2 separate regions of the Homo sapiens genome follow, and region 2 is linked to region 1. Evidence: chromatin contacts called from ENCODE Hi-C or POLR2A ChIA-PET data. All regions are on one chromosome and are shown on one strand. Each heading gives the region's core, a stretch centred on a gene start or an enhancer-like site at or near the end of the contact. The rest is flanking DNA. Distances are from core to core; before and after follow the strand shown.

Region 1 (4,005 bases), core at 1,266-3,765:
ACCAATGTAGAGCTACATTTTCATTCGTGATGGTAATTCGGGGCTGATTTAAATTAAATTATACTGACCAGAAAGCTGCCTAATTGTTAAAATTACTAAATCCAGTGACTTTCAGAATTGCTGATTCCATGCTTCTCATGTGCAGAATGTTGAGGGTATTAAAAAATAACTTTAATATAGAACTTTACATTAAGAAAATCACAAACACTTAAAATTGTAGGTTTAGGTCTGAAGTCAACACAGACGAGTTAAACAATCTATTTGCTTCCTGTTTACAGAATTAAAGTATTAACCACATTCTTTGTCCTTTTAACTAGCATTCTAATAACATCTTCCACCTTCATACTCAATTTTGGGATAAGTAAAATGACTTTCTCCCCAAATGCCTGTAATGAAAATACCAATGTTTTTTATTTAACACTTCACCATCTTCAGTCACTTATATAATATTGATCAATGAGTCAACATTATTTAAAAATATGAGAATTATAGTGAGACTCTAAGTCCTAACCCCTCTGGGCCTTGATGTCCACAAATGAACAGGTAACTGCCAACTGAAGTTCCTTAATCATTTCTAAAATTGGTCTACTGTATAACCTATCGTAAAGGACGTATGTGGTTTAAGAAAGGTGTCTAATCTAAATTCCTCTAGCATGTTATTTTTGTAGCATTAAAACTACAATTAAAAAAAAAAAAATAAAAAAACCTAAGGGCCAGGTTCAGGGGCTCACGCCTGTAATCCCAGCACTTTGGGAGCTCGGTGAGAGAGGACAGCTTGAGCCCAGGAGTTTGAGGCCAGCCTGGGCAGCATAGTGAAATCCTGTCTCTACAAAAAATAAAAAAATTAGCCGGGCACGGTGGCAGGCGCCTGTAGTCCCAGCTACTCAAGAGGCTGAGGTGGAAAAGTAACTTAAGCCTCGGAGGTTGAGGCTGCAGTGAGCTGTGATGGCTCTTCTGCACTCCAGCCTGGGCAACAGAGACCCTGTCTCAAAACAAAACGAAATAACCTAGTAATTCTACCCACCTAAGTTAACCATGTGGCATGTTGGCCCAAAGAAACCTTACCAATGATGTTACCAATTATCTTCCGAGATATTTTTAACATCTTTTTACTATAAAAGAAGGGCTGAAAAGGAGTCAATACTCATTGAGCATCTACTCTCAAGCTAAGTTTTTTACATTTTGCATTTGATTTTCAGAACTATAGTTAGGAAGGTTACTTGTGGTTTAAACGCGGACTCTGGAACTAGACCCCATGCCTTCTCCAGGAGCTCCTGATGACCACAGGCAACTTACTTTTGCTCCCTGTGCCTCAGTTTCTTCACTCGGAAAATGGGAATCGAAACAGTACCAATCTCATTAGAGCGGTTCCAGAATTAAATAATACATGTAAAATGCCTAGAGCTAAACTTGGCCCTCACTGTCATTATTATAAAAATGAATTATTAATGTAGATATTACTGTTCCTATTTCACAGATGAGGAAACGGAAGCTTAGAGAATGCAACTTACTAATGATCATACCAATGAGTGCAAAGTTTTGGACTCAAAAGCACGAATTTGATTAAATAAAAGTTACTTAGAGAGTAGGAGTCTCATAAATCCAATTTATGAAGCCTAAGAAATGACACGCGGTAAAATGATACTAGACACAGGCCGGGCTCTCAGGCTCGCGGACCGGGTCTGAGCACAAGCTGGCCATGGCCATGCGTCCTGGTCCCGGGGTGCCCGGCAGGGACCGGCGACTCTTGACGTTTATAAACACGGGGAAGTGGACTGCACTGCCGCCACCGCACCCCCGGTCCCCAGCGGCTCCACTAAGCCAACTTCTACCCGGCTCCCGCCGCCCCCGCCCGCGGCGCTGGCCCCAGGGCCGCCTCCTGGCAGCCGGAGGAGACCAGTCCCCGTCGCGGGCGCCGACGGCTGGCTCGACGCTGCTCCAAGGACAGCAGCTCGCGAGGGAGCGAGAGACAAAGGCACCGGACCCGTCCAGGGGAGCGCCGAGTCCCAAACGCCGAGCCCCGGGTGGCCTCGCTGGCTCCCACCTGCGCTTGCCCAGCCCGGCGGGAGACCGCAGGTGTCAGGGGCCGTTCGGGCCCGGTCCCCCGCAGCTCCGGCAGCCCCGACGTGACAGCGCCCAGGCCGGCGACCCTCACGTTCGGAACGCGGCTGGGCTGGCTCTGCGCCCGGGGGCTGCCAGCGCCGGGGACCCGAGGCGGGTGGCGGCGTGCGGACTTCCTCCTGGACTAGCCTGGAATCCTGCCCCAGCCCCCAACCGCTGGCGGCCGCCCCCGCCCCCGCCCCCGCCCCCACCCCCACGCCCGGCACAAAGGTCCCGGCGCGGCCCGGCCGGCGGCTTTAAGTGCTGCCGCGCACAGGAGACCGGAGGCCGCGGCCCGCGCTCCCACACCCGAGGCCCGCCGGCCCCTACCTTTTCCGCGCGGCGTCCGGGGCCCGGCGCGGTGGGCTCGGGCCTGCTGTTCCGCGACTCCCGCTGGGCCTCTCCCGCGGGCTGGCGGGGCCTCCCGGGTGTCGGGCGCGGCGGGTGGCGGCGGCTCCTCCTCCTCAGGGGCGGGAGGAGGGGACTCGGCGGCCCAGAGCCGCCCCCCGGCAGGAAACCAGCCGCGGCCCCGCCTCCTCTGCGCGTCTGATCCCGCTCCCGAGGCCGCCGCCGCCCTCTCCCTCCGGAAACGCATTCCTCTCCCGCCGCGTCAGCCCGGCCCGGGGCTAGGAGGAGGCGGAGGATGGGGCAGGAAGTGCGACCGGGACAAAGGAACCGGCTGCGCGGGAGCGCGCCTGAGGGAGGCCGCGGGGGGCAGGGCCGGGACTGCGTTGAGACAGTCGCCGTGCCTCAGTTTCCTCCTCTGCGAAGGGCGGGAGGAGTCGGACGCGCCCTAGAGCCCCGCGCGTTCCTGGTGTAGCCTGCTGGGCCCGTGTTCTTTAAGTTCCTCTTCCTCGGAGCCGCGCGTTCGACCCTCGCTCCCGTTTGTCCACTGATGTCCCGTTTCGAGCCCGGGAGATCCTGCATCTCGGAAGCCCCCTGAGTCCCGAGGCAAATCGGGACCGTGAGCCCCCCTACCCTGCAGGGCTCCATGGGGCCAAAAACCACGTGGTCCTTCTGGAAGGGAACTGGCTAAGCCAGGACTGCTTTTCTGGAGTGATAATGTGCTTGCCTGTGTCTAAGAGAAAGGTGAAGAATTGGGAAACCCATGGGTGTCACGAAGGGTGGTGAGACTGGGGAACGTTTTAGAAAACCTGGTGAGTTGCGTCCTGCTTTTGATAGATTTATCTGGAGGTACCTTTATGGGGAACAGGGATGAGAAGGAAAAGTTTCTTCCTAAGGAGTACAGTTTCTGTTTCACCTCTTAAAAAAAAAAAATTTGGAGATTGGGGCTGGAAACAACGTTTGAAAGAGAAGGAAACATTCATTATGAGAATGGCTGAACGCATGTCGATTCGATGATTGAAGTCTGTACCAGCCAAAATCATACTGAAACCCAGTAATTTAGTATATGCTACTGGCAAGCTGCTATCCTGGTAGCAGAAAATGCTGTGGGTTCCGCTTGGTGAGCTGCAGCACCCTGTTGGGAAAAGAGCTCAAAAATTACCAGATTTATGAAATAGAAGTGTTTCTCTTGCAGGAGATTAGGGACTGGAATGCCCATTTGGCTGCTGCCAATCAATATAAGAGAAAATGAAGCGATCACATCTAAGAAAATTTGCTCATTACTTACCAGCAAAATCAAAACTTGATTAGCCAATCTGAAGACCTCTAGGAAATGAGCACTATTTTTCCCACTTAATGGATGTTCAAGCTTAAGAGGCTAAATGATGTTCCTATATTAATATCTCAATGGTCAAACTGCCATTAGAACTCAACATTCTTGAATTTTAAAGGTATCGGTTTTACCATTGTTCAGAATTCATCAGAATTGGCCCAGTCTCAGCACAGAAAACTGTATAGTTCAAAAGCATAATTGGTCCGTGCCTGATTTGCACTACAATT
Region 2 (3,942 bases), core at 1,287-3,786, 240 kb after region 1:
CCTAAAACAGACTCTGAGTAGCTGGGACTACAAGTGTGCGCCCTTATGCCTGGCTGATTTTAAAAAAAAAATTTATTTTGTAGTGTCAGTATCTTGCTATGTTGCCCAGGCTGGTCTCTAACTCTCTAACTCAACTGATTCTCCTGTTCTGGCCTCCCAAAGTGCTGGGATTACAGGTGTGAGCCACCACGTCCAGTCTGCTGGTCCTTTATACTGTACTTCAAGTTGGGCAGTGAAATGACTAGGTGGGTAGCAGGAAGGGGGCAGATAATAGAGTTCACTGGAGAAGCTGCCAGCTTTTTCTGTCCCCCAACCCATTCCTCCCCCACCAATTAATCTTAGGAAGAAAGTAAGGCAGGAGGTGGTGGGAGGGTTGTGATCTAGGGCATGGTGAGGTTTCTACCTGCTCAAAGGAAATACACTACACTTTCAATCTTTCCCCAGTGAATAAGAATTCCACACCGTCTTTCCCCACCTCCCCTTCAAGGGTCGGGAGAGAGCAAGCATTGTGAATTGTTTCTTTAGTTGTAAAATAAACGAGGGGACATAATATATGCTTGGACTTGTTTGAAAATAATTCAGAGTCAGGGATGACAGACATAAATTAAGTTTCCTATGATCTGATAATTGTTGAAGCAGGGTCGTGCACATAGAGAATTCATTCTACTATTTCTTTTCCATTTGTGAATATGTTTGAAATTGCCCAAAATAAGAAGTTCAGAAAAAGTATAAGATGAGGCTAGTTGCGGTGCCTCACACCTATAATCCCAGCACTTTGGGAAGCTGAGGTGGGTGGATCACAAGGTCAGGAGTTCGAGACCAGCCCGGCCAATGTGGTGAAATCCCGTCTCTACTAAAAATACAAAAAATTAGCTGGGTGTGGTGGTGTATGCCTGTAATCCCAGGTACTTGGGAGGCTGAGGCAAGAGAATCGTGTGAAGCCAGGAGGCGGAGGTTGCAGTGAGTGGAGCTAGTGCCACTGCATTCCAGCCCGGGCAACAGTGTGAGACTCCATTTCAAAAAAAAAAAAAAAAAAAAAAAGGATAAGATGAATGCTAATTCATAGATCCTTGCCCAATTTGCTGTTTTCAAGGAGGCCAATCAGTGGCCAACTTCAAGGGGCATTACTATGATTTGCCCTATGCTTCTCGCTACTAGGGAAAGAGACATTGTTAATTCTAGAAAATAATAGCACATGTGAACGCCTGTAGTAATTCCTACCCGCCCTAAATTCACAGACATTAGAAACCCTCCCAGTAACACAGCCTCGGAATCAAAGAGAATCTGCAAAGCCATGCAGCCGAAGTGAACTCTGTGATACCTGTGTGATCCTGAATGGGTCCCGTCTTGCTGGTCAACACACTCCACTTGAGCTGCACGTGATTGTCATGTTCCCAGTGGCAGAAGGTCTTGTGAGAGCCCCAGCCAAATTCACAGTTAAAACCATATGTTGGAAACTCTTCAGTGGGTGGGAAGTAAAAATAAGAGACAAGCAAAGAAAGGCAAATTTGATCATTTAGGGTCACAAAGGCCCTTGGTTCACTCATGGAAAGCACGATTTATACAACTTTATGTCTGTTTGAAAATTCCAGGAAAGCCAGGATTACCAAGAAACCAAAAGATGCATGGAGATGTCAAAATGTTTGCAAAACCACATTTAGTAATTTCTTTAAAAATCCAGCTTTAAAAGGATTATGGACTGCCTGTCAAATTGGGTTTACATAAAATCTCCAGGAAGGCTATTTTCTAAAGCACGTGTATTACATTTGCTGCACTCTCCCCATTTCCACAGTATTTAATATGAAAGCCATTCTGTTCTTGAGGATAAATCATATAAGTTGATACCCACCAATGAAAAGAATCTTAATTAGAGATTGACCCATGAAGCCTCAAAAGTGGAAAGTAACTTGGCGAAATGCCTCACCCAGGAGGTTTTCTCTATTTCCACCTCACCAGTTCATGCTTCAGGTCTTTAATGTCAGGGTTAGAATCTCTTAAGCATTTTAGGATTATTTTTTTTTCTTCCATGCCTTCTATAAGGTCGATTAATTTAAGTATAAATTTCTGCTTTTTTAATTTCTAAATTTACATATAAATTGTTCACCCGGCTTAAAACCTCAATGTAAGGTCATCTAAATCCAAAGCCCATTTCAATAGCTACCCGTTTTTACTTCTCTTTTCTTTTTTTTAATGTTCAAAAGGCTTCCTTAGGAATCTGAAAAGACAGCGTGAATGAATTCACGGGAATGACTTGCCTTGTGTGTGCCCTACAAGGTGCTGTTGGACTATGGTGTTTTTAAAACCCACAGCCTGACATTTTACACAGCCTCTTTTTGAAAGGAGCTTAACTTTTAAGTATGGGAAAAATGAAATCATTGCTACTTATTCCAAGTATGACTGTTGTTTTGGTAAACATAAGCTAACAATAAAAAAAATTCTAAAGATGAAATTCTCGGGCTTCTGCCCCCTCCTTTCGTCCTCCTATAAAGAACGAAGCCCGCAGATGCAGCTGTTTTCTCCAGTGACGAAGGGCCTTTAGGCTTGTCACTGACTTTAGGCAGTCCACGAGGTGGCAGCATTGAAACAAACAGGAAGGCGCCTGGGGCATCTGGACCGTTGAACTTAAAAATAAGCCTCAAAAGAATCCCTATGAACAATAAGGGAAGTCTGGTATTAGATGCTGTATTAGGGTCAGGCCAAGACCTTATCTCATTTTGAGCTTCTTTAACTTGCTTGTGTTTATTAACAAAGTATCTCGCCTTCTGCTCTGAGCCTTGTCTCCATGGCCCCTCCCCCAATGGCAGGAGGAATTTTAATGGGAAGATTTATTGAATAGATAAGAATGATTTACTTTGCATTTTTAGTTTATAAGGAACCCTTTTCTAGAGCTAATGTCAAATTTTGGAAGGAATCCACCATAAAAACTGTCCAAATGGAGCAGTTTGGATTCTCCCAATGATAATGTGACCTCCCAAAGGGTAGACAGAGCCAGTTTGGGAAAGTAAACTAGTAAGCTATGTGATGTGTAAAATGTGAGTACTTTCATTTAGTGCAAACAGGCTATATTTCACAGCTGTAGTGTCATCGGAGAGATATATTTCATGTCTAGTCTATCATAGCCATGAAATAGGACTTCTTAAGGCATGGGAAACCCTCTCCAAAATTTACCACTCTTTTCCGCAGCAAGATTGAATTATGTAGATGAAGTACAGTCAACTGAACGGTGACTGAATGATTGAGCAACCTTGGATGCCAACGCCCATGACCCTGAAATGTACTGTTGCATAATCTCATGTTAGAAAATGTTAATATTGGAACATGTTAATGTGTGTGTGGTTTTGATTTTTCTCCTTAAATGTACTTTATAAAACATGCACATTCAGGATAAAGAAAGCCACCCCAGCACACACAGTTCTGCCTGTATTTACTTTGTTAATACATTACATTTATTGTTTATAGAACAGAAAATGACATCATCCATTCTTTTGGCTCTTCATATTCTGATGATACCATAAAATGTAGGAACTTGGATATTTTTGAAATGACCAGGACATGGAACCGCTTTGCCTGAAAAAATGTTTCAGGCACTTCTCGCTTCAGAGAATGACAGTCTGCCTTTACCTTCCAATGTCCTTCCCCATCCTGTACATTTAACCAGGTGAACCGCTCTAAGTTTTTGTATTTTACTGCTCTTTTATCTTCTTGTCTTGATCATGTAACTTGTGGCAATTTGGTTATTTAAAGGATATGTTTTTAGATCAATGCCTTTTGTTGGGGAGGGTTATGGAGTGAGAGGTTCAATGTGGAAACTTCCAGCCTGGCTAGAAAGACAAACACACAAACCACCCATAAACATTTATAGAAAGGGAAAAGAAAGAGAGAAGGACAGAGGAAAGGAGAAAGGGAGAGAGAAAAGGAGAGAAAAAAGCAAATTAATGAATG

Evidence for each region. A loop is a pair of places that touch in the nucleus more often than their neighbours do. ChIA-PET counts read pairs that join two places held with the same protein, here RNA polymerase II (POLR2A). Pooled maps may share reads with other maps.
Region 2: a pooled map shows a loop between it and region 1 (2.5-fold over the local background). The contact joins the enhancer-like site here to the promoter of ITGB1 in region 1. A Hi-C loop is called at or near these places in 1 of 50 pooled maps. POLR2A ChIA-PET finds 5 or more read pairs at or near these places in 3 of 52 experiments (Caco-2, Panc1 and activated CD4-positive, alpha-beta T cell).

The regions. Positions count from the first base shown.
Region 1 is chr10:32,955,715-32,959,719 of GRCh38, forward strand. ITGB1 (integrin subunit beta 1) reads right to left here and starts at 2,516. Exons shown (of 16, transcript NM_002211.4): 1 at 2,431-2,516. RefSeq lists silencers at 1,214-1,375, 1,769-2,218, 2,289-2,868 and an enhancer at 3,039-3,088.
Region 2 is chr10:33,190,960-33,194,901 of GRCh38, forward strand. NRP1 (neuropilin 1) reads right to left here. Exons shown (of 17, transcript NM_003873.7): 13 at 1,322-1,459. Among named protein-coding and RNA genes, the nearest start is that of IATPR, 76 kb to the left of the region's middle. Within about 2 kb of position 2,537, at least 17 of the 41 ENCODE cell types and tissues checked have a DNase peak (open chromatin) inside an H3K27ac peak, as active enhancers do; they include Panc1, where a contact is called at or near this core.